Linked DNA regions of Homo sapiens: regions 2, 3 and 4 are each linked to region 1. A link is a contact called in ENCODE Hi-C or POLR2A ChIA-PET data. All regions are on one chromosome and are shown on one strand. Each heading gives the region's core, a stretch centred on a gene start or an enhancer-like site at or near the end of the contact. The rest is flanking DNA. Distances are from core to core; before and after follow the strand shown.

Region 1 (2,898 bases), core at 167-2,666:
TCTGCACGATGGCTTTCTCAGTGGGCCCTGCCACGCTGCACTTTGCCCTCATTAGGCCAGCGTGCTTCCCTCCGGCTCCCATCGCTCATATCATGGGCCCATCCTAGCCTTGCCCTTTCTTCCTGTGCAGGCTCTGGGAATGCTGGAGGATTGCTTGAGCCTAGGAGTTTGAGATTGGCCTGGGCAACATAGCGAGACCCTGTCTCTACATGAAATCAAAAAATTAACTAGATGTGGTGGTGCATGCCTGTGGTCCCAGCTTTTCAGGAGGCTGAGGTGGAAGGATTGCTTGAGCCCAGAAGGTCGAGGCTGCAGTGAGCCATCATTGTGCCACTGCCACTGCACTCCAGCCTGGGTGACAGAGCAAGACCATGTCTCAAATAAATAAATAAATAAAAGGATCTCTTCTGTCTTCTGAGGTGACTCCTAGGATTCTAGAGCCAGAAGGAGCCTCAGAGCACATTTATTCCACTCCTGTCACTGGGGGCAAAAATGAGGCCAGTAGAGGTTAAATGACTCGCCCAGATTCACACAGTCATCACAGGAGCTTGGGCTGGCACCCAGGCCTCCTGCCTCCAGGCCTGTGTCCTCTTCTTGCATTAAGCCCAGAGCAGTTCATTAGGAAAACCGTATAGAGTCATGAGACCCTAAGTCTCATGATCAGAATTTCATCTTCTCTTCCCTTTTGGTTTTTTTTTTTTTTTTTTAACATAGAGAAGGTAAAGGGGGAAAATGATTTACTTAGTTTCCAGACCACTTATTTAAATCCTGCCCAATCTGACTTCCACTCCTCACTTCACTGTTGCAGCCAAAGCTAACTAATGCATCCGTGCTCCAGGGGAAGGAATCTCTTCCCATCCTCAGTCCAAAGTCAGAGTCCAAACTCTGAGGAGGGTAAAAGAAACACAGGAAATACAAGTCCCTCACCCCCACAGCCTCATTACACTCTCCAATAAGCCACAGGAGTAAAGGAGGAAGATGGGGCGGATGCGTAGGTATGGAGCGCCTACTCTGGGTGGCTGGCTCTGTATTAACACTCTACACGCCCCCTCATTCAGTCCTCACAAACCCTGGAAAGCAAGTTTTGTTCGCCTCACTCTGCAGATGGAGTTATTGAGGCGAGAAGGGTGATGTAAGCTGCCCAGAGTCGCACAGCTAGCAAAGGGCAGAGCAGGAATTAGAACCAAGTTTCTCTAGCTGCAAAGTCTGGTTCTCCACTCCACCATGCCCATTCACTTCTATATTTTCAGGAGAGGCCATGGAACCTGTCCTCACTTCCTCCTCCTCCTCCTGCCTTACTGTGCCTCTTGCCCGAGTCCAGCCCTACCCACTAAAGCATTGCACGTATTGACCCTCGCAGCCATGCACAGTGCCTCTGACGTGGGCAGCTCCAGACTGAGCTTCTGCATCAGACAAGCAGGAGACAGATGAGGAGTGAGCCGGGGAAACCCAGTGTTTGTTACTCTGAAAATGGAAGCTGCCCCGTGACAGCATCTTCTCTCCCGTTGAGTAATCCCTGCATGAATAGATGGCAGCTGCAGTGACTGCTGGTCATATGTGATCTATTCTGGGAGGTGTTGAGCGCACCATCCAAGAACATGAAGTCGCTGCTCTGTCACAGATGGAGAAGCAGACTATTGTGGATGTTGCAGGAGCTGGGATTTGGCTGGATCCCCTGGAAAGGTTTTATTTTGAGTGCAGAGCCTGTTTGGTTGCCAGGGTAAACCAAGTGGTTGTATGATAGAGGAATTCCAACCCTCGCTAACACTCTGACCCCTTGTGCCAGCTTTCCAATAAGGCTTGAGAGTTCTTTAGAAAATCTCCTTCTTGGCACACTTTGAACTGGAGAGCAGTGACACTCTTGGCAGTGCTTTTGGTACTTGTTAGTTGTATCACTTAAGTTGATCGGGAAAAGAAAATAATCACTGGGGAGGGACCCCTTTTAAACATTTATAGTTTTGAGAATGCTTCACTGATCCAGCCCTGACTATACTCAGCACCTATACATCCTTGTCTTTGGTCTAGGGGCTCTGGTAGGAGGCGGCATTGAAATATGCCATCCCCTCCCTGCTGTTGCATTCTGCCGTCCAGCCCAGCTCTCCCATTGGCCCACACGGGGCTGCCCCTCTGGCCCTGGCTCTCGGCTTCCACACAAGCAGCTACTCTTGTACAGGATGGTAAAGTTAGGTGGCATTCACACTGGAGCAGGGACCAGGATCCAAGTGAAAGTAAGTTTCAGGAAAAGCTTGAGTCATGTTTCCAGTTTCAAGAGCCAGGCTGAATCTCTCAGAAGGGGAGCTGACGGGCGGCAGTGGGAGAGTGGAAGAGGTGGGCCCTGGGCACAGCATGTACTATGGCATCGCTCATCACCTGCCAATGGCAGGGAGCGTGGGCTGTCTTATATTCTGTTTGCCCCTCTCAAGAGGTAAGCTCCTAGCAGGCAGGATAACCTGAAGCCCTCTGGTGGGCCCTGTAGTGCCGCACTGTACTAGACAAACAGCGCGTGTCAGTGTTCTCGGGGAGGTGGGAGAAATTATGCACTGAAGAGCAAATCTCGGGAGAACATGAGGTTCCACGTGGGGTGCGGTGTGGCTGACTTCATCGCCAAGCAAGTACCAGCCCCTCCTGCTGTCATGGGCGTACTAGGGAACAGTCCTTTGCTCAGCCGGCTCCTGGGTTTCTGCAGGACCTCAGCAGGCTGCTAACTCCCGGATGTGAGCTGGTTGAGGGCAGATACTGGGTCCCCTTCATGTGCTTCTCTGTGTCCAACTCAGTGACTGAAACATGCTGTTTGTTGAATAACTAAAGGAATCTATGAATAAACTGGTGACAATGGAAGCCCCAGAGGTTCAAACATTCTAAGATGCCTATACCAAAATCTTTAAAAAAAATCAAACT
Region 2 (2,898 bases), core at 123-2,622, 780 kb after region 1:
TAAAAATACAAAAATTAGCCAGGCGTGGTGGTGGGCACCTGTAATCCCAGCTACTCAGGAGGCAGGGGCAGAAGAATTGCTTGAACCCAGGAGGCGGAGGGGCAGAGGTTGCAGTGAGCCCAGATCGCACCATTGCACTCCAGCCTGGGTGACAGAGTGAGACTGTCTCAAAAAAAAAAAAAGAAGAAACCTCTCTCATTTAGCCTTCTATCTAACGATGTTTCTATACTGACCATGTTTAGAAATTAGCAAATAGCATATGGTCTCAACTAAATTAAACACCCACAGGAAAAAAATAGTTTAAGGAAACATACCAAAAGGATTATTATGTATTTAGAATCCGGGTAATATTTAATTTTTGTTTTCATATATTTCCTTATTTTCCAAAAATTGAGAAGAACATCTACTAGTTTCATAATGAAAAATCATATTTTCTAAATGCCTAAACACACAATGTTTAACATAACACTACGTACGCCGTACATGTATAACATACAATTAGGTAAAAATTATCCACATGGAAAACACCTGGATAGAACTCCCCTCCCTCCACACACACACACAAAAATCCCAGTGTTTTCCTCTGCATAGCGATTTCTCTATACATATCTGTAAATTTTCAAATTTTTATGTAATGGAGGAGGGAAGGGGAAACTTTAAAACACCAGTCCCAGAAATATGGCCCACCTGTGTGTGGGTGGTTAAGGAGCACACCTGGAACATTCACACCAGGTTCCCCTGGGAGCCCAGTGTCCTCCCCCACTCCAAAACCACGCCCGGCTACTTCTTGTATTTTTAGTAGAGATGAGGTCTCACCACCTTGGCCAGGCTGGTCTCCAGCTCCTGAGCTCAAATGATCCACCCGCCTCAGCCTCCCAAAGTGTTGGGATTACAGGCGTGAGCCACCGCACCCGGCGGTTCGTTTCATTTTCCTTCACTACCTTTCCTCGCTCACTCCACTGGCTCGTTCTTGGAGCCCCGACTCCTCTACACTGGGTCCCACTACACTGGCCCTTGGTACATACATTCCCACACTGTCAATCAACTCTTTCACCCCCACTCTGCGAGTCCCATCTCCCCAGGAGCCCGCGAGCTCCTGGGACAAGGATGTGACCATCCCCAAGCTCCTTCTCCAGGCTGAGCTGGGGGTGGGGGGGCTTTCCACAAATAAGATTAAACTGAACAGGCGCCCTTCCTCCCTCAGCCTTTCCTGGCCCTCATCCTTGAATTCCCAGCCCCCAGCTTTGCTTGGGAAATCAAAAGACGCCAAAAGGCAAAAAAACAGCTCACTGGGGAGAAAAACCCGAGTCTCCCTCCCAGGTCAGTAATTAGTGCGGCCGGAGGAAGAGCAGCCCCTGGCACAGTCGGGTCCTTAACAGCTCCCGCCCCAGAAGCTGCCTTCGGATGAACAGCCGGGTGAATCGCCATGAAAAATTAATCAGCCTCCGCCTGTCCGCGGCCTAGATGGGCGCAAAGCAGATGACCTGGCAGGAACCAGCCGCAGTGAAGCCACCGCAACCGCAGCCGCAGCCGCGGAGGGGAGGCCGTGCACCCGCCCGCCGGGAGAGCCGCGCGCCTGAGCCGGGCGCACGTGGGAAGTGGGCCACGAGACTGGAGTCCACCGAGATGGAGGCCCCGGCACTCGGGCTCAGGCCTTTGTGCTTAGCACGTACTGTTGGAATCCAGCACGCCCTGCTCCGGCGGGCGCCTCCGATCCTGAAGCGCGCACCTGGGAACTCACGCACCGCCCAGCCGCGAGGGGCTTGGCCTGGCTGAAAGCCACATTATTCTCGAAAACAACCGTGGGAAGCACACGCTGAGCTCCCGGGGCCCCTAGAGTATGCAAAGAGGCCGGCCCTGCGAGACTAAATAAGTCTCTCCCCCTAGGACCTAGTCCCTTGCCACCGGCTCCCGCGGCCACCGCGCAGCCAGAGTGCACCGTCCCTAGGGCTTTGGCGGTGGCCAGAGCCAGCAAGTGCGGCGGCCTGGAGCTGGGGTGGTGAGGGCGGATGGCAGGTTGGAGAAATGCAGCCGAGCCGCAGGTTTCTAGAGGCCTCTACAGCCCCTGCCATCTGGGCACTGCACAGACAGACGCTGCGTGAGACCTGGAGCTCGCCACCTCCATGCGGCGCTGCCAGCCACTCCGCTGCGGGTGCAGGAGCGTTCCATGTCGGGGACTGAGGGACCAGCGCCGGCTCCCCAGTTTCTCTGCATTGTGAAGTCATTTTCTTAAACTCGGGCTTTAAATAACCACCGATGACTTGCCTACGGGCCACGCAGATGCTATACTCTGACCTCGCTGGGATGTGCAGAAGTATTCTACTGTTTTGCTTTTGAATCAAATTAGGGAGTTTAGAGAAGTTTTAGATTCAGGTCAGGCTTTCCCAGGACCTCCAGGCTGTGGACTGTGCTCGAGCTTAGGCCAACAGCGCCATCTGGTGGTTATGATCCGCATGTACCCGCCAATGCCTGCAGACCGGAGAGAGTGATGTAATGGTCCACAATTGTTCCTGAAGCCAGCTCTGCAGCAGGCCAGATGTTATGGGTGTTTTATACCCCAGTTTTTCGTGTAAGTCACTGAGCGAGGGGGTTTCTTCATAGGACGAATGCTATATGCTGTAATGGAAATTCCCCTTTTTGCAATCTATTCTAGAGAGGGTGGATTTGAAGCTAGGGAGACATAGGACATAAAAAATCCAATCTCTTTGACTCCCAGCCTGACTACCTGACTTTACCAGGTCCCACCAAGACAGGATGTGAATGCATGCCTCTTGATTCCAAGAGGATGTGGAACTGTTTTACATTCCTATGCTGTCATGGCCTCCACCAGCTCATGCATTCCTTCAGGACTGAAAGCAGACTCCACACTGCCTGAAAAATTCCCGGGACACTGATCCT
Region 3 (2,898 bases), core at 149-2,648, 680 kb before region 1:
ACTTCCAGGCCCCAGCCCAAGCCCACTGAGTCACAAACGCTAGGGAGCTGGGAGCAGTGGGGGGCGCCTGTAATCCCAGCTACCTTAGAGGCTGAGGCGGGAGGACTGCTTGAGGCCGGGAATTTGAGACCAACCTGGGCAGCATAGCAAGACCCCTATCTCGAAAAAGTTAGAAAGAAGGAAACTCTGGGAGTGGGGCCCTGTGATGTGACAACGGGCCCCCGAGTGATGTCCGTGCATGCTGAAGTAGAATCACTGACTTAGATGGCCCTCAGGGTGGCCTTAAAACCAAAACAAGAAAAACACCACTTTTAGACGTTCCCCCAATCCCTAGGTACCACGACGCGCTTCCCCACCCCTCCCCGGCCTCAGGTTCGGGCCTTGGCCCCTGGCAAGGCCGGAGCAGCAGGGCGGTGACAGCGCAGTCCGGCGCGGGCCACGCCCCCACTCCCGGTGGGCGGGGAGGGTGCTTGGGGCGCTGGCGTCCGGTTGCGGTGGGAGGTGGTGCGTGCCGCGTGGGCGCCGGCCCCACGGGGCCCCCTCTCCGCCCTCCCTGCGGGATCCCGGGGCGCGGACTCGCGGGCGCGTCGGGCGGGACAGGGGGAGGGGCGGGACGTGCTCCCGGGCCTGGCGCGAATGGCCTCCGGCCGCTCTCGGCTGCGGGCCATGGCCGCTCCCCGGCGCGTCCCCACACGGTCCCCGCCCCAGTCTGGCCGCAGCCCACCCCGCGCCGCCACTGGGCAGATGGGGGCGGCGGCTCCTGCCTCCCGGCTTTCGGAAGAGCAGAGCGGAGCGCGCCTGACCGAGTCAGGCTTCCGAGTGGGATTGGAACCCGGGGCGCCCTGAAGTTTGGGGAAAGCAGGAGCAGAAGGGAAGGGATGCGCTCCCCGCTCTCCGGCGGCGCGGAATGGGCCTCCTTCCAGCCTCTGCGTAGGCAAGATTTCCCCAGTTGCGCGCTGCACCGGGGACTCCCCAGCCCGTGAGGCAGCCAAGAGGAGAGCGCTCAGTGACCCTCTGGGGGCAGAGCCGTCAGGCCAAGTTCATGGGCAGGAAGACTTTGTGCACGTGGGGGTCTCTGAAGGTTGAGCGCGAGCTCTGCACCCCCACTTCGAGGCACTCAAGAAGCGGAACAGACGCGAGCCCCGCCGGGGGTGCGGGTGAGGGCTGCAGGGAGCCCGCGAACGACAGAAAGTCGCCCCCCGCATTCCACCGGAGCACTCGGGAACACGGCTTCCAGGTGTCCCAGCGGCCGCGCCTCCCCGCCCCCGGCCCTCCCCCGTCGCGGGCAGGTTCAACCGGGAGGCGGCGTGGCCCCGGAGCCGGCCCCAGGCCCGCATCCTCCTCCCACTTCGCCCTGGGCAGCCGCAGCTAAAAGCCGGAGGCTCCAAAGTGGAACTACGTTGTCTTGTCGAGCCTGGGGCGACTCGCCTCGGGGAGGGCGAGCCTGAACTGCAGCCCTGCGCTCCTTCCACGGCCCGAGGAGTTAGTTAAGTCTCCAGAGGGGCCCGGTTCGGCCCGAGCAAGTCCAGGGGCGAACGGCGTCATGGAGCCCATAGGGGCGCGGCTAAGTTTGGAGGCGCCGGGACCAGCGCCCTTCCGAGAGGCCCCGCCGGCCGAGGAGCTGCCCGCCCCGGTGGTCCCCTGTGTGCAGGGTGGCGGCGACGGCGGTGGCGCTTCGGAGACCCCGAGTCCTGACGCTCAGCTAGGGGATAGGCCCCTGTCCCCGAAGGAAGAGGCCGCCCCCCAGGAGCAGGAGGAGCTGCTGGAATGCCGCCGCCGCTGCCGCGCGCGCTCCTTTTCCTTGCCCGCCGACCCCATCTTGCAGGCGGCCAAGTTCCTGCAGCAGCAGCAGCAACAGGCGGTGGCACTGGGCGGCGAGGGGGCGGAGGACGCACAGCTCGGCCCGGGCGGCTGCTGCGCCAAGTGCAAGAAGCGGGTGCAGTTCGCGGACACGCTGGGGCTAAGCCTGGCCAGCGTGAAGCACTTCAGCGAGGCGGAGGAGCCGCAGGTGCCGCCCGCCGTGCTCTCGCGCCTCCGAAGCTTCCCTATGCGTGCCGAGGACCTGGAGCAGCTCGGGGGGCTGCTGGCCGCGGCGGCAGTGGCCGCGCCCCTTTCAGCGCCGCCTTCCCGGCTCCGGCCGCTCTTCCAGCTCCCGGGGCCGAGCGCCGCGGCCGAGCGTCTGCAGCGGCAGCGCGTGTGCCTGGAGCGCGTGCAGTGCTCGACGGCCTCGGGCGCTGAGGTGAAGGGCTCCGGCCGGGTGCTCAGCTGCCCTGGGCCCAGGGCCGTGACCGTGCGCTACACCTTTACCGAGTGGCGCTCCTTCCTGGACGTGCCGGCTGAGCTGCAGCCCGAGCCGCTGGAGCCACAGCAGCCAGAGGCACCGTCTGGGGCCTCCGAGCCAGGGTCCGGGGATGCCAAGAAAGAGCCAGGCGCCGAGTGCTTCCACTTCTCGCTGTGCCTGCCCCCGGGCCTGCAGCCTGAGGACGAAGAGGACGCCGACGAGCGCGGCGTCGCGGTCCACTTCGCTGTCTGCTACCGCTGCGCGCAGGGCGAGTACTGGGACAACAACGCGGGCGCCAACTACACGCTGCGCTACGCGCGCCCTGCGGACGCGCTCTGAGCCTGGAGAGTTTCGAAGAGCCGTGGGGCGGGGTTGATTAGCACGTGGAGCTCGGGCTGCCGCCTCAAGGAACTTGCTGGGACGCTTTGCTGAGCGTGGCGAGTCTGGCGTGAGGGGCGCGTGGAGGGAAAGGAGGGAGACTTTGAACCGTCGACTCGCACCCCCGCAGACAAGTGAGCGAGCTTAGAGAGCCCGGGCAATGCTCCGAAAGCCTCTGACCTCAGTCTTCTCGTCCGTTTGACCTTCCTACAAGGCCTCTAGAATTCCCAGCCTGCGTC
Region 4 (2,898 bases), core at 163-2,662, 570 kb after region 1:
TATTTTAATCCACTAATATTTGGGATAGTGTGTTACATCGCAATAGATAACTGAGACACATTCATCAAATAAATATTTATCTAACCTGCTGTTTATAATAATAATACAACACTAATATTGAGTATGCTGTAATATATAGCAATATAATTAATATGGTAATATTTATCTATCTATTATTGACAGACTTTGTGATGAGTAGGAAATTGTATCTATCTTTAAGGCCTGCAGTCAAGAAGGGGAAACTATATTAAAAGCTAGTGTTTTGGAATTTCGTCAACAAGTCTGTTTCCACGATTTAATAGACTTCAAAATATTCTGTGTTTTCCTCCTATAACAAATATGTTCCTTGTGGACCTAATCTGGCATATAATATATGTACAAAAATACAAGTTAATTAATGAATTAAAGTCAGTGGAATCTCTTATGTCAGTGAAAGCAATAGGGTTGCTGACAAAAAAAGAAAGTAAAAGTTTTTAGTGAATTGTATATGCACCACTGGTTTTTATTTCACCTTTATCTTAAACAGTCAGCCACTCACTTAAACTTTGGCTTCTGAGGCTGAGAGCCACATAAAAGGGAGCACTAAATAACTGCAAGTGTAAAGAATGATTTGTGCTCCCTAAAATGCTTTATTCATACAAGGGAACTGAGGCTTGGAGAGGCAAAGGGGCTTGCTCATAATCACACACCTGGCACATTACGGATTTCAGACTCAAACAGACATTTTTAAAACCAAGTCCATTGTCTTGGCTAAAGTACACCTTCTCCAAACTCCTATCTTTCTCTTACTCAAAATTTCCCTTCAAATCTACACATTCCAAGATCTCTCTTAGAGCTGGGCCCATGGTGCTCCTGGAAGATATGATTGGATTTCTCCTCACCCTCTGAGCAGTGTAGGCACAGGTCTTCTGGTGCAGGGGATGGGGACATTAGAATGTGGCAGCTAGCTGGTACCTATTGGAGACCACCCCTGTAGGTGGGGTGACTCTACCACTCTGGTCTGTCAACAGAATAGTTTTTATGGGACCCTCATACGGGTCAGGGACTCTGTTATGTGCTGCAAGGGATTTGCAGGGAGCAAGAGAGAGGTCCTTTCCCGCAAAAGACTTACGGTCAGCCCCTAAGCTTCTCGGTGAAGGGAAGAGCAACATTGAACATCCGTCTTGGACACCTTGCCCCTTGGTTCTTCTATCTCACGAGTGCCTCGCAGTGGCTCTGCCTGTGGACCCTTACTCATGTTCTCTGGACCAGGGTTGTTAACCATAGCAGGTTAGAACTGCCCATTTATTCTAAATACAACAGCCAACTACCATCTTTATTTCAACCCTCACTTCCCACCACTTCTTCTCTAGTCTCAAAATGCCTTTCAGCATAGGCAGGAAATATGACAGAAGAAAGTCCCAGTCGAACAAACAATAACCGAAAATGCTCTTTGTTGCTGGGCCTTGGCGATCAAAGCCCTGCACATGTTTGCCAGCTGTAGTTCAGATGGTTTCTATTTCACTCAGCATTAATTTTTTATGAAATCTGTGGCCCAGGGGCCCATAAGCGGCTTTTAGTTCTTCATTCTATACTGTCTGGTCTAATTGCCAAGGCATGGTAAGACTCAGATTTTAAGGTGTCGTTAATGTATTTACCAGCCTTCCGGTCTACAGGCAGGCTCACCTCTTTGTGTGGGATTTTAATCATGTTTTGTTTTTAGAAAGGAAATGAAGGTATTCTTGGACTAAATATACTTGCTTTTCTTTGGATTTATTATCAGTATTTCACATCAGCGAGACAGCATACACAACACTGCCAATCCCAAACCTCAGACTTTATCTTCCAGTTTAAGTTTGATTCTTAAGAAGCATATGGAGTCTGTGCAGTGGAGGTAAGGCCTGTTTAAAATGAAGGCTGTTGTTTGTATGAAACATGCTTATTTAGTAGTTTATGATAAGGGGCCTGCTGACCCCAAAGGCTATCTTTCTTCTCACTTAGCAGCAGCAGCCTGGACTTTGTTTCAGATCGTCTCTGGATGCTGTAGCAAAGCCAGCAAGTGACTCACTGTCTGTCCTCAAACTCTTTGCAGCCCCCATTACTGAAGAGCCCCACAGACAACTTAGAAAACACAGTGATGGGAAAGTGACAGTGTTTGCAGAGTTGCTGGTTGCCAGGGGTCTACATGCAAGGCCAGTGCCGCGATCATTTTCATGAATTTCAGATGTCCTTTCTCTTGCCAACTTCGTGTGTTTTCTGAAAAATAATAAGAAAAAAAAAAAAACCCAGTCATCTGGCCTTACTTCCTTAAACCGAAGCTATTAGAGGTATCCAGGATCTGACTAGGGCAGCTAATTTTCTTTCAGTAGTGATTATAGCTGCACACCCTGCACAAACCGCATGCAAGACTCCCCCTCAACATAATTTTACATGCTTCACTTCTCCAATTGGCTCCAACTGTTAACAGAGCCCAGGTTTTGCATACACAGCCACACTTGGGGAGAAAGAAAAATACTTTGTTGCAGGCAGTTTTGCCTTGATACTTGGCACTACTCCATTTCCTGACTGCGTTACACTCCCTTCCCTCCCAGGTACCTGAGACTTCTTCATGCATCTGAGTGTCTGGCTTTTGATGCAGCTCCTGGTTAGGAACCAGCCCTCTCCATGGTCATTAGCTTCCTTTTTTTTTTAAAAAAAAAAAAAAAAAACTACCATCTAGTAGGCAGCTTCTTCGGCACTATTGTTAATCTGAGAATTTGCTAGTACTTAACTCACTCTTCACACGCCATAAAAATCTCTATTCTTTGAAGTGTCTAAGTGTGTGATGGCTGAATGTGTTGGGAGGAGCTGTGTTTCAATATGTTTTTTACTTTTGTTCTCAGGCCAGAGAAATTTCATTCAGTTTCATGTGTTCAGTCC

Evidence for each region. A loop is a pair of places that touch in the nucleus more often than their neighbours do. ChIA-PET counts read pairs that join two places held with the same protein, here RNA polymerase II (POLR2A). Pooled maps may share reads with other maps.
Region 2: a loop to region 1 is called in a pooled map, with 4 times the contacts of the local background. The contact joins two enhancer-like sites. A Hi-C loop is called at or near these places in 1 of 168 maps with a recorded cell type or tissue (IMR-90) and 4 of 50 pooled maps. POLR2A ChIA-PET finds 5 or more read pairs at or near these places in 1 of 52 experiments (AG04449).
Region 3: a map of tibial artery shows a loop between it and region 1 (4-fold over the local background). The contact joins the promoter of PPP1R3G here to the enhancer-like site in region 1. A Hi-C loop is called at or near these places in 1 of 168 maps with a recorded cell type or tissue (tibial artery) and 5 of 50 pooled maps. POLR2A ChIA-PET finds 5 or more read pairs at or near these places in 1 of 52 experiments (activated CD4-positive, alpha-beta T cell).
Region 4: a pooled map shows a loop between it and region 1 (4-fold over the local background). The contact joins two enhancer-like sites. A Hi-C loop is called at or near these places in 2 of 50 pooled maps.

Annotation. Positions count from the first base shown.
Region 1 is chr6:5,763,080-5,765,977 of GRCh38, forward strand. All of the region lies in intron 6 of FARS2 (phenylalanyl-tRNA synthetase 2, mitochondrial), which reads left to right. Among named protein-coding and RNA genes, the nearest start is that of NRN1, 240 kb to the right of the region's middle. RefSeq lists an enhancer at 1,316-1,505. Within about 2 kb of position 1,417, at least 7 of the 41 ENCODE cell types and tissues checked have a DNase peak (open chromatin) inside an H3K27ac peak, as active enhancers do; they include tibial artery, where a contact is called at or near this core.
Region 2 is chr6:6,544,804-6,547,701 of GRCh38, forward strand. The region is part of intron 3 of LY86-AS1 (LY86 antisense RNA 1); the gene reads right to left. Among named protein-coding and RNA genes, the nearest start is that of LY86, 42 kb to the right of the region's middle. RefSeq lists enhancers at 2,200-2,259, 2,340-2,389, 2,480-2,529. Within about 2 kb of position 1,373, at least 5 of the 41 ENCODE cell types and tissues checked have a DNase peak (open chromatin) inside an H3K27ac peak, as active enhancers do.
Region 3 is chr6:5,083,943-5,086,840 of GRCh38, forward strand. It overlaps PPP1R3G (protein phosphatase 1 regulatory subunit 3G), which reads left to right and starts at 1,399. Exons shown (of 1, transcript NM_001145115.3): 1 at 1,399-2,898. The coding sequence starts at 1,544. The coding sequence ends at 2,620. All of the region lies in intron 3 of LYRM4-AS1 (LYRM4 antisense RNA 1), which reads left to right. It also overlaps a transcript of LYRM4 not described here. RefSeq lists silencers at 381-450, 481-760, 1,171-1,350, 1,601-1,700, 1,841-1,890 and 1 more and an enhancer at 1,681-2,370.
Region 4 is chr6:6,330,084-6,332,981 of GRCh38, forward strand. LOC124901253 (a long non-coding RNA gene) reads left to right here. Exons shown (of 2, transcript XR_007059428.1): 2 at 1-84. Among named protein-coding and RNA genes, the nearest start is that of F13A1, 11 kb to the left of the region's middle. RefSeq lists an enhancer at 1,729-1,778. Within about 2 kb of position 1,413, at least 3 of the 41 ENCODE cell types and tissues checked have a DNase peak (open chromatin) inside an H3K27ac peak, as active enhancers do.